Linked DNA regions of Homo sapiens: region 2 is linked to region 1. A link is a loop called in an ENCODE intact Hi-C map of the cell type or tissue named here. Cell type or tissue: IMR-90. All regions are shown on one strand.

Region 1 (8,000 bases):
CTGTTTCATTTCAGGGAAGTATGGCCACGGCTGCATTACCGGAAAGCGGGTCTTCCCTTGCCTTGCGAGCTCTGGGCTGGGGCTCCCTGTATGCATGGTGTGGGGTTGGTGTGATTAGCTTCGCAGTCTGGAAAGCTTTAGGAGTTCACAGTGTAAGTAACTACTGTCTTGTCCCTGGTATCTACATGTTTATTCTGCTTACTGTGTTCTAAATTTTTCTGGTTTTCAAATTTATTTGCATGTAGTTTGGTCACTGTCTAGGGAGATGATGACAGAGTACGTGACTAAATTCTTACAAATAACTAGACAACTTCTTATTACTAATAAATACAATTTTTGAAGGTGGTAAAACTTCAAATATAATTAAGTAATGACTAATTTATAGCTAATGTTCTATATAAATTGACATTAGGGCGAGTGCAGTGGGTTATGCCTGTAATCCCAGCACCTTGGGAGCCTGCGGCAGGCAAATCACTTGAGCTCTGAAGTCCAAAACCAGCCTGGGCAATGTAAAGAAACCCTGTCTCTATAAAAAAATTAGCTGGGTGTGGTGGCATGCGCCTATAGTCCTAGCTACTCAGAAGGCTGAGGGAGGAGGATCACCTGAGCCTCACAGGCTGAGGCTGCAGTGTGCCAAGATCATTGCGCTTCAGCCTTGGCAGCGGGGTAAGACCCTGTCTCAAAAACAAAGTAGAATAAATAAACAAATTGACATTAGCGATTTGTTCAATAAAATTATTAATTTGGAACAACTTTCTATTGCTGTTTGACATATATATATAATCTTTGTAAAAGTTAAAGCATTTTAAAATTAATTATTTAAATTACTAATGTGTTATTTACACATTTTTGGAAAAAATCCTAAAATCTTGTGTGTCTGTGTCTGTGTTTGTGTATATATGTAAAATTTATACTTCAAGCTACAGAGCATTACATTAAGAATGACTGCCTTCTTTTTTTAAACAACTGGTTGGAAGTTCTGTGGACCGGACCCTTCGTGACTGGTGAGAATTGGCAGTAGTTTGAGATAGGTGGCAGCGGTAAAGTTGATGAAAACAGATGTCGATATATTTTGAAGGTCAAGTCAGCAAAGATTTGTTGTTGATTGGATGTGGGGTGTGAGAAAGAGTGAAGTTGGATGTCATCAAGACTTTTGGCCTGAGCAACTGAAGGATGGGTGGGGAGCAGTGTGAGAAAAGGAGGTATTGGGAGATAATGTCAGGAGCTCAATCTGACTTGTGAGGTTGACACATCCGTTTGATAGTGAGATGGAGAGCAAGTAAGCAGTTAGATATAGAAGTTGAGAGTTAGGGGAGAAGTACAAGGTGAAGATTTGAATTTGAGACTCATCAGTATATGGCTAGCATTTAAAGCTGTGAGACTAGATTAACTCACCAAGGCAGTGAAGGTTGAAAGAAAAGAGAAGAGGTCTGAGGAAGGAACTCTTGGGGACTCCTAATGTTAAGAGGTTGGGGAATGAGGGGAAAGTACCCTACTGAAGAGGGAAATCTCCTTGGCCTGGTGACTTGGACACCCGGTGAAGAAAACACTTCAAGGAGAAGTGACTGACTGTGTTGTATGCTGGTGATAAGTTACGTAAGATGAGGACTGATGATTCACCCGGTTTGGCAGTGTGACAGCCATTGGTGAAATGGTGGAGTGAAGCCTGAGTGATTCAAAAGAGAATAGAGGAGAATCAGAGGCAGTATATCTAGGTGAGTCTTGAGTTTTGCCACAAAGTGAAGGAAGGAAATGGGGTCATAGCTGGAAAAAAGAATGGGATCAAGAGATAAGTTTTTACTTGTTATATTTTACATTGGGAGAATTAACAGCATGTATATGCTGATGGGAATGATTCAGCAGGGAGGAAGAAACTGGGGCAAGTTGGCAGGGTTGCAGGAACAACCTCATAGACATTATTGAGCTTTTCATATTTAGTTTAATCGTAAACAAACATAAACATTACTGTGCTTTCCACTCAGAATACACTGATAGACAGATGATGGTGCTTTTCTCCTAGTCTAACCTTTGTTTTTAAAATTTATTTTTATTTTCGACTCTTTGGAGACAAGGTCTTCCTCTGTCACCCAGGATGGAGTGCAGTGGTGTGACCTCAGCTCACTGCAGCCTCCTGGGCTCGAGCAACCTTCCCACCTCAGCCTCCTGTGTAGCTGGGACCACAGATGCATGTCACTATGCCTGGCTCATTTTTTTTATTTTTTGTAGAGATGAGGTCTCATTATGTTGCCCAGGCTGGTTGCGAACTCCTGGACTCAAGCGATCTTCTGCCTCAGCCTCCCGAAGTGCTGGGATTAAAGGTGTGAGCCACTGCACCTGGCCCTCACCTTGATTTTTGAGTTAACTTTGCTGGCTAATCATTGTTTGTAATGCTAAATTAGAGATTGCTTGAAAAGACAGAAAACCTGTGACTGAAGATTTTTCATGATTTTTGCTGTTAACCTCAATTTTGCTTTCGACCAATATAAAATCTCTTCTTCCATTTTAGGCATTCTACAGACATTTTAGACATAGCAGATTATTTAATCTTCATAATAACTATCTAGCAGATATTAATATCCCCCATTTTATAAATGAGGAAATTGGGGCTCAAAGAGGTTAAATCACTTGCCCAAGATGACATAACATGTGATTGGCAGTGTCAAGATTTAAACCCAGGTCTGAATCTTCAGATTATTAAGTAGTACTTAGTAATAAAGTTATTAAGCTTCTAGTTTCTATAAAAATGACAGTCTGCTAGCACTTTACATGAACTGTGTGGAACTGATATGTGATGTTTCCAGTGTTTAGTAATGTGGGTCACAAACTTAGTAAAATTTTAAGGTATTTGAAAATACAAATAGTCTCACTTAGAAGAGTCAATCCCAGTTTTCATAAACCAACAAAATTAGGTTATCTAAATTATACACTTGATAATTCAGTGTTTATGGGCTAGAATAATCCAACTGTGCTAGAATAATCCAATTTTTTATTCATAATTATTATGGAATTTCATTTCACATAGAACACATACATTAAATACAAACATACATTTCTATTTCACACAGTGGTATATCATTTAATCAGAGGTTCCAAAGAAGGAGAGGTATTGGGAGCTATCTTGTTACCAAACAAAGCAGATACGTTTGCCCAGCACTGAAGATGGGTAGAATGTGAACTTCTTTGTTTTTTGGCATTGATACAAGGATTGCTGCCTAAATAAGATATTTTGGGGAGAAAAAATATTTTCTGGTTGGCACTACTGAATATAAGAATATGTGGAATCCTTTTATATTGCATCTTTATGTCATCCAGTGATAAGTAGGAAATATCTACTCAGCCTCTGCTGGGTACCTGGGATTGGGTTAGGTGCTGGGACCACAAAGAAAGAGAGTTCCTGACATCTTTATGTCTAAGTAAAAAGAGAGACTGCATATGCACTCTCTCTGCATATAGATCATTAGGCATATCAGTTTGATCTCCATGTTTGAGAAGGCCCACAGAAAAATGAACTCACTGATACCTTTTCAAGGTCATATCTTTTAAAGGCGGTAGTGTTTACTAATTTGCTGGTTTGTTCATTCTAAAGTCATTTGTGGGTCTCTCCTGAGCCAAGCACTGTGCTAAGACAGCGCTACCCTGTAAAGGGGTAAACCTTACCTGTTGACTTTCTAAGCAAATTCTTATGGTATGACCCTGCTCTGAGGCTTGCAGACAGCAATGTGGTATATTCAGCTCAACGTTTAGAGAGTTTTGATAATTATGAGGTTACCCTGAGTCCAGTAAGAACTTCTGTCACTGTGTACTGTCTCATCTTTGTATGACTAAGAAAACAGTCTCAGTCAGAAAATGTTAAACAGAAATGGTCCAAGTCTATGCACTCAATAAATAACTGAGATGATCATTCTAGATAAAATCAACTCCAGCGTTAAATAATTGTAAGTAGCTAGCTCGAATTGAATTGAATCTCTGATAGAAACCCAGTTCCAATACAAAAGGGTGCCATCTAATGGTTAACCTAGAGCAGCTTGATGAAAGTGCTTGCGGTTCCTATTTTAATTCGCAGCTACATCTGCTGGCCTAAAAGGGAACATGTTTAAAATGCTTAAAGTGAAACTTCGGTTTCTTTAAAGTATTTTGGTTTTACTGTTTGTTTATTCATAATTATTCTGGAATTTCATTTCACATAGAATGCATATAATAACATTAAATATAAACACATGTGTATTTTACACACTGTTATATCATTTAACCAGAGGATCTAAAGAAGGAGAGGTAGCAGAAGATGTCTTGTTAGACCAAGGCAGGTAAGTTTGCCCAGCATTGACAATGGGGAGAAATCAGTGCCAGTTCAGTATCTACCCTGCTCCCCGGCCCACCCTGGCCAACAAGCACGGCTTGACTGTTCAGTTTGTGTTCATCGATTACTTTCAACTATGGTATTTTATTATTTGATTATAATTAAGATAGCACCAATTTTATCACAATAACTTAATTCTGGAAAAAAAGATGAACATTTACTTTGGGTTTGTAGTCTCCTAAATCAGCTGTGTACATGATCATGGGAATGCATGCTGGGACACTATGATGAGGCCAGGTGAGTGCACACTGGGACACTATGATGAGGCCAGGTGAGTGCACACTGCGACACTATGATGAGGCCAGGTGAGCGCACACTGGGACACTATGATGAGGCCAGGTGAGTGCACACTGGGGCACTATGATGAGGCCAGGTGAGCGCACACTGGGACACTATGATGAGGCCGGGTGAGCGCACACAGGGACACTATGATGAGGCCGGGTGAGCGCACACTGGGACACAATGATGAGGCCGGGTGAGCGCACACTGGGGCTCTATGATGAGGCCGGGTGAGCGCACACTGCGGCACTATGACGAGGCCGGGTGAGTGCACACTGAGACACTATGAGGCTAGGTGAGCGCACACTGGGGCACTATGATGAGGCCAGGTGAGCGGACACTGGGACACTGTGATGAGGCCAGGTGAGCGCACACTGGGACACTGTGATGAGGCCAGGTGAGCGCACACTGGGGCACTGTGATGAGGCTAGGGGAGTGCACACTGGGGCACTGTGATGAGGCTAGGTGAGCGCACACTGGGGCGCTCTGATGAGGCCACGTGAGCGCACACTGGGACACTATGATTAGGCCAGGTGAGCGCACAGTGGGTCACTGTGATGAGGCCGGGTGAGCACACACGGGGACACTATGATGAGGCCAGGTGAGCGCACATTGGGACACTATGATGGGGCTAGGTGAATGCACACTGGGACACTGTGATGTGGCTAGGTGAGAGCACACTGGGGCACTATGATGGGGTTAGGTGAGCGCACACTGGGACACTATGATGAGGCTAGGTGAGCGAACACTGGGGCACTATGATGACGCCAGATGACTGCACACTGGGGTACTATGATGAGTCTAGGTGAGTGCACACTGGGGCACTATGATGAGGCCAGGTGAGCGCAGACTGGGGCACTATGATGAGGCCAGGTGAGCGCACACTGGACACTGTAATAAGGCCCGGTGAGCGTACACTGAGGCACTATGATGAGGCCAGGTGAGCGCACACTGGGGCACTATGATGAGGCCAGGTGAGCGCACACTGGGACACTATGATGATGCCGGATGAGCGCACACTGGGACACTATGATGAGGCCAGGTGAGCACACTCTGCGACACTATGATGAGGCCAGGTGAGGGCACACTGAGGCACTATGATGAGGCCGGGTGAGCGCACAGTGGGACACTATGATGAGGCCAGGTGAGCGCACACTGGGACACTATGATGAGGCCGGGTGAGCACACACTGGGACACTTTGATGAGGCCAGGTGAGTGCATACTGGGACCCTATGATGAGGCCAGGTGAGTGCACACTGGGACACTATGATGAGGCTAGGTGAGCGGACACTGGGACACTATGATGAGGCTAGGTGAGCGCACACTGAGGCACTATGATGAGGCCGGGTGAGCGCACACTGGGGCACTATGATGATGCCGGGTGAGCGCACAGTGGGACACTATGATGAGGCTAGGTGAGTGCACACTGGGACACTATGATGAGGCCAGGTGAGTGCACACTGTGGCACTATGATGAGGCTAGTTGAGTTCACACTGGGGCATTATGATGAAGCTAGGTGAGCGCACACTGTGACAGTAAGATGAGGCCAGGTGAGCGCACACTGGGACAGTAAGATGAGGCCAGGTGAGCGCACACTGGGACACTATGATGAGGCTAGGTGAGTGCACCCTGGGGCACTATGATGAGGCCGGGTGAGTGCACACTGCGACACTATGGTGAGGCTAGGTGAGTGCACACTGCGGCACTATGATGAGGCCGGGTGAGCGTACACTGGGGCACTATGATGAGGCTAGCTGAGTGCACACTGGGGCGGTATGATGAGGCTCGGTGAGTGCACACTGGGACACTATGATGAGGCTAGGTGAGTGCACGCTGGGGCACTATGAGGCTCGGTGAGTGCACACTGTGACACTATGATGAGGCTAGGTGAGTGGATACTGCGGTACTATGATGAGGGCAGGTGAGTGCACACTGGGACATGATGAGGCTAGGTGATTGCACACTGGGGCACTATAATGAGGTCAGATCAACGCACACTGGGGCACTATGTTGAGGCTAGGTGAGTGCACACTGGGAAACTATGATAAGGCTAGATGAGTGTACACTGGGGCACTATGATGACGCTAGCTCAGTGCACACTGGGACACTATGATGAGGCCGGGTGAGTGCACACTGGGACACTATGATGAGGCCAGGTGAGCGCACACTGGGACACTATGATGAGGCTAGGTGAGGGGACACTAGGGCACTATGTTGAGGCTAGGTGAGCGCACACTGGGACACTATGATGAGGCCGGTTGAGTGCACACTGGGGCACTATGCTGAGGCTAGGTGAGTGCTCACTGGGGCACTATGATGAGGCCAGGTGATTGCACACTGGGACACTATGATGAGGCCGTATGCGTGCACACTGGAACACTATGATGAGGCTAGGTGAGCGCACACTGGAACACTATGATGAGGCTAGGTGAGCGCACACTGGGACACTATGATGAGGCTAGGTGAACACACACTGGGACACTATAATGAGGCTCGGTGTGTGCACACGGGGGCACTATGATGAGGCTAGGTGAGTGCACACTGGGAAACTATGATAAGGCTAGATGAGTGTACACTGGGGCACTATGATGACGCTAGCTCAGTGCACACTGGGACACTATGATGAGGCCGGGTGAGTGCACACTGGGACACTATGATGAGGCCAGGTGAGCGCACACTGGGACACTATGATGAGGCTAGGTGAGGGGACACTAGGGCACTATGTTGAGGCTAGGTGAGCGCACACTGGGACACTATGATGAGGCCGGTTGAGTGCACACTGGGGCACTATGCTGAGGCTAGGTGAGTGCTCACTGGGGCACTATGATGAGGCCAGGTGATTGCACACTGGGACACTATGATGAGGCCGTATGCGTGCACACTGGAACACTATGATGAGGCTAGGTGAGCGCACACTGGAACACTATGATGAGGCTAGGTGAGCGCACACTGGGACACTATGATGAGGCTAGGTGAACACACACTGGGACACTATAATGAGGCTCGGTGTGTGCACACGGGGGCACTATGATGAGGCTAGGTGAGCGCACACTGGGACACTATGATGAGGCTAGGTGAGCGCACAGTCGGACAGTATGATCAGGCTGGGTGAGCGCACATTCGGACACTATGATGGGGCTAGGTGAGTGCACACTGGGACACTATGATGGGGCTAGGTGAGTGCACACTGGGACACTATGATGTGGCTAGGTGTGAGCACACTGGGGCACTATGATGGGGTTAGGTGAGCGCACACTGGGACACTATGATGAGGCTAGGTGACTGCACACTGGGGAGGCTAGGTTAGCGCATACTGGGACACTATGATGAGGCCAGGTGAGTGCACACTGGGGCACTATGAT
Region 2 (8,000 bases), 750 kb before region 1:
GTGACTTCCCACATCTCACCCCAACTTTATCTATAGGGTCCACCCAAGCCCTCCTCTCACCCCCTGACACTTGAACGCCCCTGCACCCCGCCCCGCCCCACCCAATGCCAGAGGCTGAAGAGCAAACAGTGGTGGACAGCAGGGGGTGCTGACCCTACCCCCGACCCCCCAGCCAGGAGAGGTCAACCAGGCAGCTGGGGCCATGCAGACAGAGGTCTCCCTCCCCAGCTTCAAATCCAGCCTCATCCGGCCAGCCTCACACTGCCTTTGGCCAATGGTGCATCCACGATAATCATTACACACAACCGCTGTTCCCGAGGAGCCTTTGGGCCACCATGTCTGGGATGCATTTCACAAGAGGGTGTGAGAAAGTGTGCCTACGACAGAGAAAGCAGCCTCCTGGGGAACCCCTCTCTGGATGTCCCAGTGTCTCCCTGTCCACCTTCCCCATAGTCAGAAGGTTGTCTTGGTGATGCCACCCTCATCTTGCCGCTAAAGGTGCTCAGCCCAGCCTGTCCAGCTGAAGTCACAGGACCTGGCACAGATGGCCGAAAAGGCTGTGGCAGGGACGCACCTCGAGCGCGATGAAGCTCTGCACAGTGTTGGTTCGGTCCAGGCAGTCAAGACAGTTCATCCGCAAAGTGCCTTTCTGAAAACTTAGGACAAGAAGAAATGTAAACGGTTATATGTTGTTTTCAAAGAAGCAGTGGCCATAGCACAGAGGCCCATGTCTGACTTTTGACTCCCAAGGAAACATGGTTTTTTTTTTTTTTTTTTTTTTTTTTTTGAGACAGAGTCTCACCTCTGTCACCCAAGCTGGAGTGCAATGGCATGATCTCGGCTCACTGCAACCTCCGCCTCCCAGGTTCAAGCGATTCTCCTGTCTCAGCCTTCCAAGTAGCTGGGACTACAGGTGCGTGCCATCACACCCGGCTAATTTTTGTATTTTTAGTACAGACGGTGTTTCACCACATTGGCCAGGCTAGTCTCGAACTCCTGACCTTGTGATCCGCCCACCTCAGCCTTCCAAAGTGCTGGGATTACAGGTGTGAGGAAACATGTTCTAAGAGGGAACCCCTCACCTCCTCATCAATAGCCCCCCAGAAACCCCAGTGTCCATCCCAGTGGATCCCCAGCACTTCTGGAAAGGCAGGCAGACCCCAGGACACACACTCAGTAGCCTGCACAGCTGGGTCGTTTTACGTTTAGCTGGTCCTTGTTATTTATAGCAATTATGTTCTATAAAGTTGTAGGAACACTGAATTGGACATGAACACAGAACCATCGCTCCTAGGGGAAATATAGGGTTAGGTTCCTGCAAACCTCTGGTCACATTTTTATCAACTGATCAATATACAACCTTGTTTTATGTATGTTTCCATATAAAGACACCTTATTGAATATATATATTTGCTTAATTAACACTGAACCATGGCCGACAGCACTGTAGCTCATATAGGGACAAAGCTTATCTTAACGTGCATTTTCTCCATAAAGCACATCACCACCTTCTTGTGCTCAGAAGTACTAGACAGCTCTTCGGCACACTGCTTGGGGCCATTCTAAACCATGAGATCCCCGAACAAAGGGGGGCCCCTAACAAAGACCCCACAAATGTGAAAAACATGGTACTAAATCTTAAAAAGGAAACTTGTTTAAATACGAGGCCAGAGTATTTAAATACTCTGTCCAGCAAAAATGCTTTGCATACTGATTTTGGGGTTACAAATCAGTTTTAAGGAATAGGTAAATAAGCCAATATGGAATCTGCAAATAATGAGGACCCCCTGCATGTGACCTGAGGGAACTGGACTTCGTTTTTCTCCTCTGCTCTGAACAGGGAAGTCCATACCCTGGTCTCCTCTAGCAATCTAAGTCTATGCCAGCCATCCCACCGCGACTGTGGCCCTCACTCTCACAGGCCTGCGTCACAGCGTGGAGCTCCATGTTTTAATGCAGTCCCCTTTATTAGTTCATTTCTTTTGCCAGAAAACCATGACTCAACATCTCCTTGAGAAATTCAAAAGCCTGTCTCCTACTGTGGGAAGGGAGATGAGAAGCTGGAACCCAAGATTCCCGGCGTCGCCAAGCTTATGACCCAGGAAACCACAAGGGTAACTGAGTGGGGAGGGAAGGAAGCTGCCCCTCATAGGGCACATGTCCTAGACTGCACGGCCCCTCTGCCGCCTCACCCAGCAGAAGGCACAGCACGCAGCGAGCCTCACCGTGGACTGACGCTTCCCCCCAGCAGAAGACGCGGCACAGTGCGCAGCGAGCCTCACCGTGGACTGACGTTCTCCCCCTTTGTGAACACATCGAAGTCTTCCCAGTGCAGCTTTAACTGTGGCCTCAAGAGGGTCTCCAATTTCTCTAGCTTCCCACCTTTGGCAAACTGATGGAAGTCAAAATTGATCATAGGCGTGTCGCCCGCGTGGCAAGAAGCCCAGAGCAGCTTCTGAAAAGAGGAGGGGAGGGCGGTGAGGGGAGCAGAGGGAAGGGAGGACGAGGAGGGCAAGCTCCTTGCAGAGCTTGACCCGTGCGGCTAACCAAGGTGACTCGCCGCAGGACGTGCTTTAGCTGGAAGCTCACAGTGGACCAGGCAGTTGACCCCAAAAGGGAAGCACAGGACAAAGGCCCTGGGGGGACAAAACCCACAAAGAGCGTCTTGCCTGCGAAAGGGCAGAAGGTCCCCCTTGAGCAAAAGAAGCCAGAGCAGGTGTGGCTTCCTGGAGAGATCATACTCCTGCAGGGCTCTCTGGAGGGCACAGGTGAGGAAGGACTGCTCTGTTCTTCAGGTGGCCCAGGTGCCCCAGGCCCTCAGAGATAGCAGTGCTGTGGCAGGCTGCAGAGCTCATAATCCAGCTCCCCGTTGCCCTAGTAACCGGCCCCATCCTGCCGCGCACCAGCCTCTGGTGGTTATGCTCTGAAGAGACCAAGTCTCCAGCTGAAGTGGCCCAGGTGGGTCCCACATCCCGATGCTACTTCAGGATGGTCAGGGAGCCAGAGTGAAGGTGGGGAGAGATGGGAAGCAGGTCAAGGGGCTGCTGATGGCACCAGGATGCCCTTAAGAGCCCTCCCTTCCATATGAGGCTTCCCTGGCCTGGCAGCTCCCTGGCTTTCTCCCCAGAGAGCCCCGTGATGAAGGACAAACTGTCCGCCTACCCAGGCCACCCGGCTTCCAGGCCTCTCACCCTGCACTCATGCCCTTGTGGCTTCAGGTCAGGCCAGTCCAGCCTCTGCCCAGCCAGAGGTCCTAGTGACTTGGAAGGACTAGAAGGACTTGGGGGTCATCTGATCTGACTCAACGTGACTGCCTGTGATAGGTCTGAGTGTAAATCAATGCAGTGCTGCCATCATCAAGCAAGTCTTGCTGTGAGCAAGAAGCTGGAGGAGCCCAACAGTGCCTGGTGGCTCAGTGCCATGCATTCCACAGCCAGTGCTTCATCCAGCAGGACTGATGGCCATTGGGCCCTGGGCAGGCTGCTGGGCCACCAACCTTGGTCTGGGCCAAGCTGAGGTGGCTGAGGGCCACCCCAGGCAGGGCCATGACCCAGGTCTTCAGCTAGAGTGCCCCTCCCTACCTGGCCAGGAGCCCACCCTTCTCCGCATGAGGTGGCTGCCATCTCCCGCCCTCACCAGTGCCGGGCACTTCACCCACTGATGGGAGGGGCCACAACTCAAGGCATAGGGGAAAAGGACTTGGGGTTCTTATTATTATTCTTATTTTTTAGCTTTTTCCCTTCTTCCTTCAAATTAGCAGCCAGCATCACTGCCAAGATGGGTGGGAAGGGAGACACTTCTGGAGCTCGTTGCTAATAGCAACAAACCAAACAGGAAAAGCAGGTCTGGCCAAATAAAATTGGCAACCAGGAAGTGCCTGCTCTGAGCATGAGCATGTGGCATTTCTAAGCAGAGGGAAAGGCTCAGAGATCGCCCTAACCCCCAGTGAGGCGACTTCGAGCTCTCTCTGTAAGGGATATCTTTGAGCTTTAAACAACGAGAGAGTTTTTCTCTATTAGGCAGGGGACATGGAGGCTGGTAAAGGAACCAGGAGCCCCCTTGGCTCATTCTGGAACGTCTTGCGCCTGGGGAGCAGGGGGCGGGGGCTGGAGGCCTGGGATCCATGCACAGGGATGGAACCTGGCCAGGTGGGCGGAGTCTCTTGCTCCCATGGCTCTGTGACCCTGCCCAGGATCTGTCCAGGATCGCCAGGAAAAGCCCCCCAAGGAAGTCTGAAGGAGCCCACAGGAGCCCAGCAGCAGCAGGTCCAGGAGCTGCCATGAAAGCCCGAGGAAGAGGGGGAAATTTGAAGGCCAGCCGGCAAGCAGGGGAAAGCCACCGAAGTTCCTGCTCCTGAGCCCTGAGGCCGGGTGCCCTGTGGGGCTGGGGGAACTCACCCAGGACCAGCCAGGGCAGAAAGGGAGGCCTGCCTGCTCCTGGGCTGGACTGAGAGGGGTACCTTGAGAGGTCAGAAGCCCTCAAAGCCCCATGGGGAGGGAGGGTAAGGGACACATGGCTGGGGACAGGAGATGCTCTGTTTTGACTTTGAGCAAATTCTCCCAACCATCAGCTCACAGAAATTACACTCACTAGGCCGGGCGCGGTGGCTCACGCCTGCAATCCCAGCACTTTGGGAGGCCGAGGCGGGTGGATCACCTGAGGTCAGGAGTTCTTGACCAACCTGAACAACATGGTGAAACCCCGTCTCTACTAAAAATACAAAAATTAGCCAGGCGTGGTGGCAAGTGCCTGTAATCCCAGCTACTTGGGAGGCTGAGGGAGGAGAATCGCTTGTACCTGGGAGGCAGAGGTTGCAGTGAGCTGAGATTGCACCACTGCACTCCAGCCTGAGCGACAAGAGCCAAACTCTGTCTTAAAAAAAAAAAAAAAGAAAAGAAATTACACTCACTGTATCAGGGCCCGAGTCACTGAGCACTGCCGTGTTCACTGGTCGGAATGCTGGGGAAGCCTCAGGAAACGAAGGAGGGCTGGGCTGTCAGCTCCAGTCCCTGCAGGAGCCACCTCCAGGCTCAACGCTCCACCATGGCCACCTGCCGCCCAGCCCAGCTGTGGAGAGGACAGCCTGGCCTTACCTTGAAGGCTCTGTTGAGCACCTCCTCTCCGCCTCTGCTTCCCAGAAGGTTCACGACCACCTGCTGCCCGTACTGCTCCTTCAGAAGCACCATGTGCCTGCAAAGGCAGCGGGGTGGGCGTGATGCTGGGCACGGGCACAGGTGCAGACTCTGCCCTGTTCTGCCCCTCAAGGGAAGACGGGGCAGGAGTCATGCTTTCTTAGTGCCACAGTCCAGGACCAGCTGTCCCCCATGACCCAAATCGTGGAAAATGAGCCTGGGTGGAGAGAACCTGCACCTCCCAGCTGCCATTACTACTAGCTAGCGTAGACTTCTACATTTGTTTGGAATCAGACAAAGGATATGCTGCACTTTCTATAAAGCACCTCCCATTATATCTAGAACACCTAACCTGAACTTTCATCAAGAGAATTTTGTTTTTGAGACAGGATCTCAGTCTGTTGTCCAGGCTAGAGTGCAGTGGCACGATCATAGCTCACTGCTGCCTCAAACTCCTGGGCTCAAGCAATCCTCCCAACTCAGCCTCTCAAGTAATAGGGACTACAGGTACATGCCACCACATCTGGCTAATTTTTACTTATTTATTTTTCATAGAGACAGGGTCTTGCTATGTTGTCCAGGCTGGTCTCGAACTCCTGGCTTCAAGCAATCTTCCCACCTCAGCGTCCCAAAGTGTTGGGATTACAGGCATAAGCCACCGTGCCTGGGCTAGAGTCTTACACATGCAATGTGCACATGTGTGAAATGAATCTCTTATTTTGCTTGGTACCCACCCTTCTCAAAACTAGAACAACTGGCAGGAGAGCTCTCAACTCAGCATCCTGTTTTCAATCTAAGTGCTATATTGCATTATGCTAAACCACAACAAGGAGATACAACAAAACTTGCAGGCTTTGGAAAACATTCCTTGTATTGGAAGCTACTTTCTAAATATGTATGTTGAAATATTAGGGAGAGATTCCAATATTTATTCTTGATCACCAGCTTTTTAAAAGTAACCTTACATTTCAAATTTAAACATGTTGAAATGTAGTGCCTTAAACAAAACATAGGGAAATGATACAATGCAAAAAGCAGATGTCAAATTATCGTTTAATGGTGCAATCTTTATGCCTAAATATAGAAAAAACACTGGAAAAAAACACATGATGTCAAAAGTGGTAGAATTTTATATGATTCAAGTTCTTTTCTTCTTTAAACATCTTTCTCTTTTCCAAATTTCTGTAATGACACGTTTATGAGCGGAATTTTTTAAAGAGCTAATAATGATCATGAAAAAAATCATTTTTTTTCTTATGCAGTAAGAGAAAACATTCTCTTACTAACTTTAAGGGACAGTAGTAGAAAGACTATGGATTTTGAAGTGGGTAGTTTGAAGTTAGGCTTGCCTGCTGACTCCCTGGCCTAAGTTAAGGGTGAGCACCCTCCCGGGCTCCCGTCTCCACGTGCAGCTCCAGGCAGCCCTGGGGCGGGCTGTGTGTGGCTTCAGCCCTTGTGGGCTTTCTTTTGGGTCGGTCTGCCCAGAGAAGGTGCATCCCAGGCCTGGCTCTGACACGTGCAGGCTCTGCCCCTGGTGAGGGAGCCCACCGTGGCCACACATCCAAGCCACATCCCACAATGTGGCTCATCGGAAACAAGGCCCATTTCTGATCTCTTCCTGTCTCATTCCTGCCCCTTCTTCTCAACTGGTTCCAAAGCCCAGGGCCAGAAGGAAACTGTTATTACTCATTATTACTCACTATTCCTCATCATTACTCTATGCTGTCCCAACCCCAAACTCCCCTGATCAAATGATTCATCCCTTCTGAGCTGGCTCCTTCATCTATAAAGCAGGGCTACTTCCCCTCCTGCGGAGAATGGCGAGGAGGACTAAAAAGACGAGTGAAAGTGACAAGGACAGTGCTTGGTGTGTGGGACGTGGTTCCTCTTTCTTTCCCTTTATTGTAAAATGCTCGTTATTGGTGAGCTGAGAGGCCCTGCCGACCCAGGTAAGGGGACGCTGGCACCCAGGGCGTAAGGGAGCGCTGGCACCCAGGGTGTAAGGGGACGCTGGCACCAGCAGCAAGGTCGGCATCATACGGGCTTCTTCCTGGGTCACCCTGAGCATTGAGGCCTTTTTTTCACTTCCCCTGCCTACGGGTTACTGTCATAGGAAGCTACTTGGAAAACAGGAGTTTTTCGGGATACTGAGGAATCAGATTTCTATTTGGAAGCATCCTTCTCATCTTCAGGGAGGGACCAAGAGTTCAGCACACCCTGATGTGCACAGCAGCCGCCCGCAGAGCGGGGCGGGGAAGGAGAAGGGGTTCACTGTCCTGTGAGGAGAGACTGAGGCACCGCCCTGTGAAAGGTTAGCCCTTCCACCGAGACTCATCACCACACAGAGATGACAAGACCCCACTCAAGCAGCTGCAGCCAAAGTCCTGCTGCAAACAGCCCTCCTCAGATATGGAGCACATACAGCAAAGTGACAAGAGACCGCCTCGGCTAACAGGGGCACCCATGCAGCTCAGGCAAAGGAAAACAAGCATCCTCTGGGAAGAAAAACTATCTGTGTGAAGGTTTTGCGGGGGAAAGAAAGGATTTACTCTCAACCAAATCCATCAGAGAACCGCACGACTCTTGAGAGCGCAGTGATGTCCCAGAGAAGAGAATTGGGAAGCACCCAGGACAATGCACATGCCAGTCCAGGGACACCATCGAGGACCTGGGCAGCCTGCTTTCAGGGGGACCCTCATGGTGCCCCACTGCGGCCACTAGGCAGACATGTCACCTTATTTCCAAACGTTATCTCGAATGAGGGGAACATAGTCAGCAATGAACATGAGAGCAGCAGCACCTGCAAGGGAACGGGAGGGCTCCTGCCTCCAGCCCAGTGTCGTGGGTAAGAAGCATTACAGAAGAGAC

Evidence for each region. A loop is a pair of places that touch in the nucleus more often than their neighbours do. Peaks named below come from ENCODE experiments on the same cell type or tissue, not always from the same donor. Only the 100,000 strongest peaks of a DNase experiment are listed, where the experiment ranks them.
Region 2: a loop joins it to region 1, with 7 times the contacts of the local background. A loop is called at or near these places in 22 of 110 quality-filtered maps.

The regions. Positions count from the first base shown.
Region 1 is chr6:157,310,934-157,318,933 of GRCh38, reverse strand. TMEM242 (transmembrane protein 242) reads left to right here. Exons shown (of 4, transcript NM_018452.6): 3 at 15-152. Among named protein-coding and RNA genes, the nearest start is that of TMEM242, 8.6 kb to the left of the region's middle. RefSeq lists enhancers at 4,321-5,312, 5,313-6,305, 7,592-8,000 and a silencer at 5,843-6,138. In IMR-90, a CTCF peak has its summit at 4,042 (motif pointing left); DNase peaks (open chromatin) are centred at 1,603 and 4,023.
Region 2 is chr6:158,056,447-158,064,446 of GRCh38, reverse strand. SYNJ2 (synaptojanin 2) reads right to left here. Exons shown (of 27, transcript NM_003898.4): 7 at 5,094-5,190; 8 at 2,283-2,455; 9 at 575-656. Among named protein-coding and RNA genes, the nearest start is that of SYNJ2-IT1, 59 kb to the right of the region's middle. In IMR-90, no CTCF peak of the experiment used is centred here; DNase peaks (open chromatin) are centred at 3,376, 3,846 and 6,826; H3K27ac peaks cover 4,835 bases.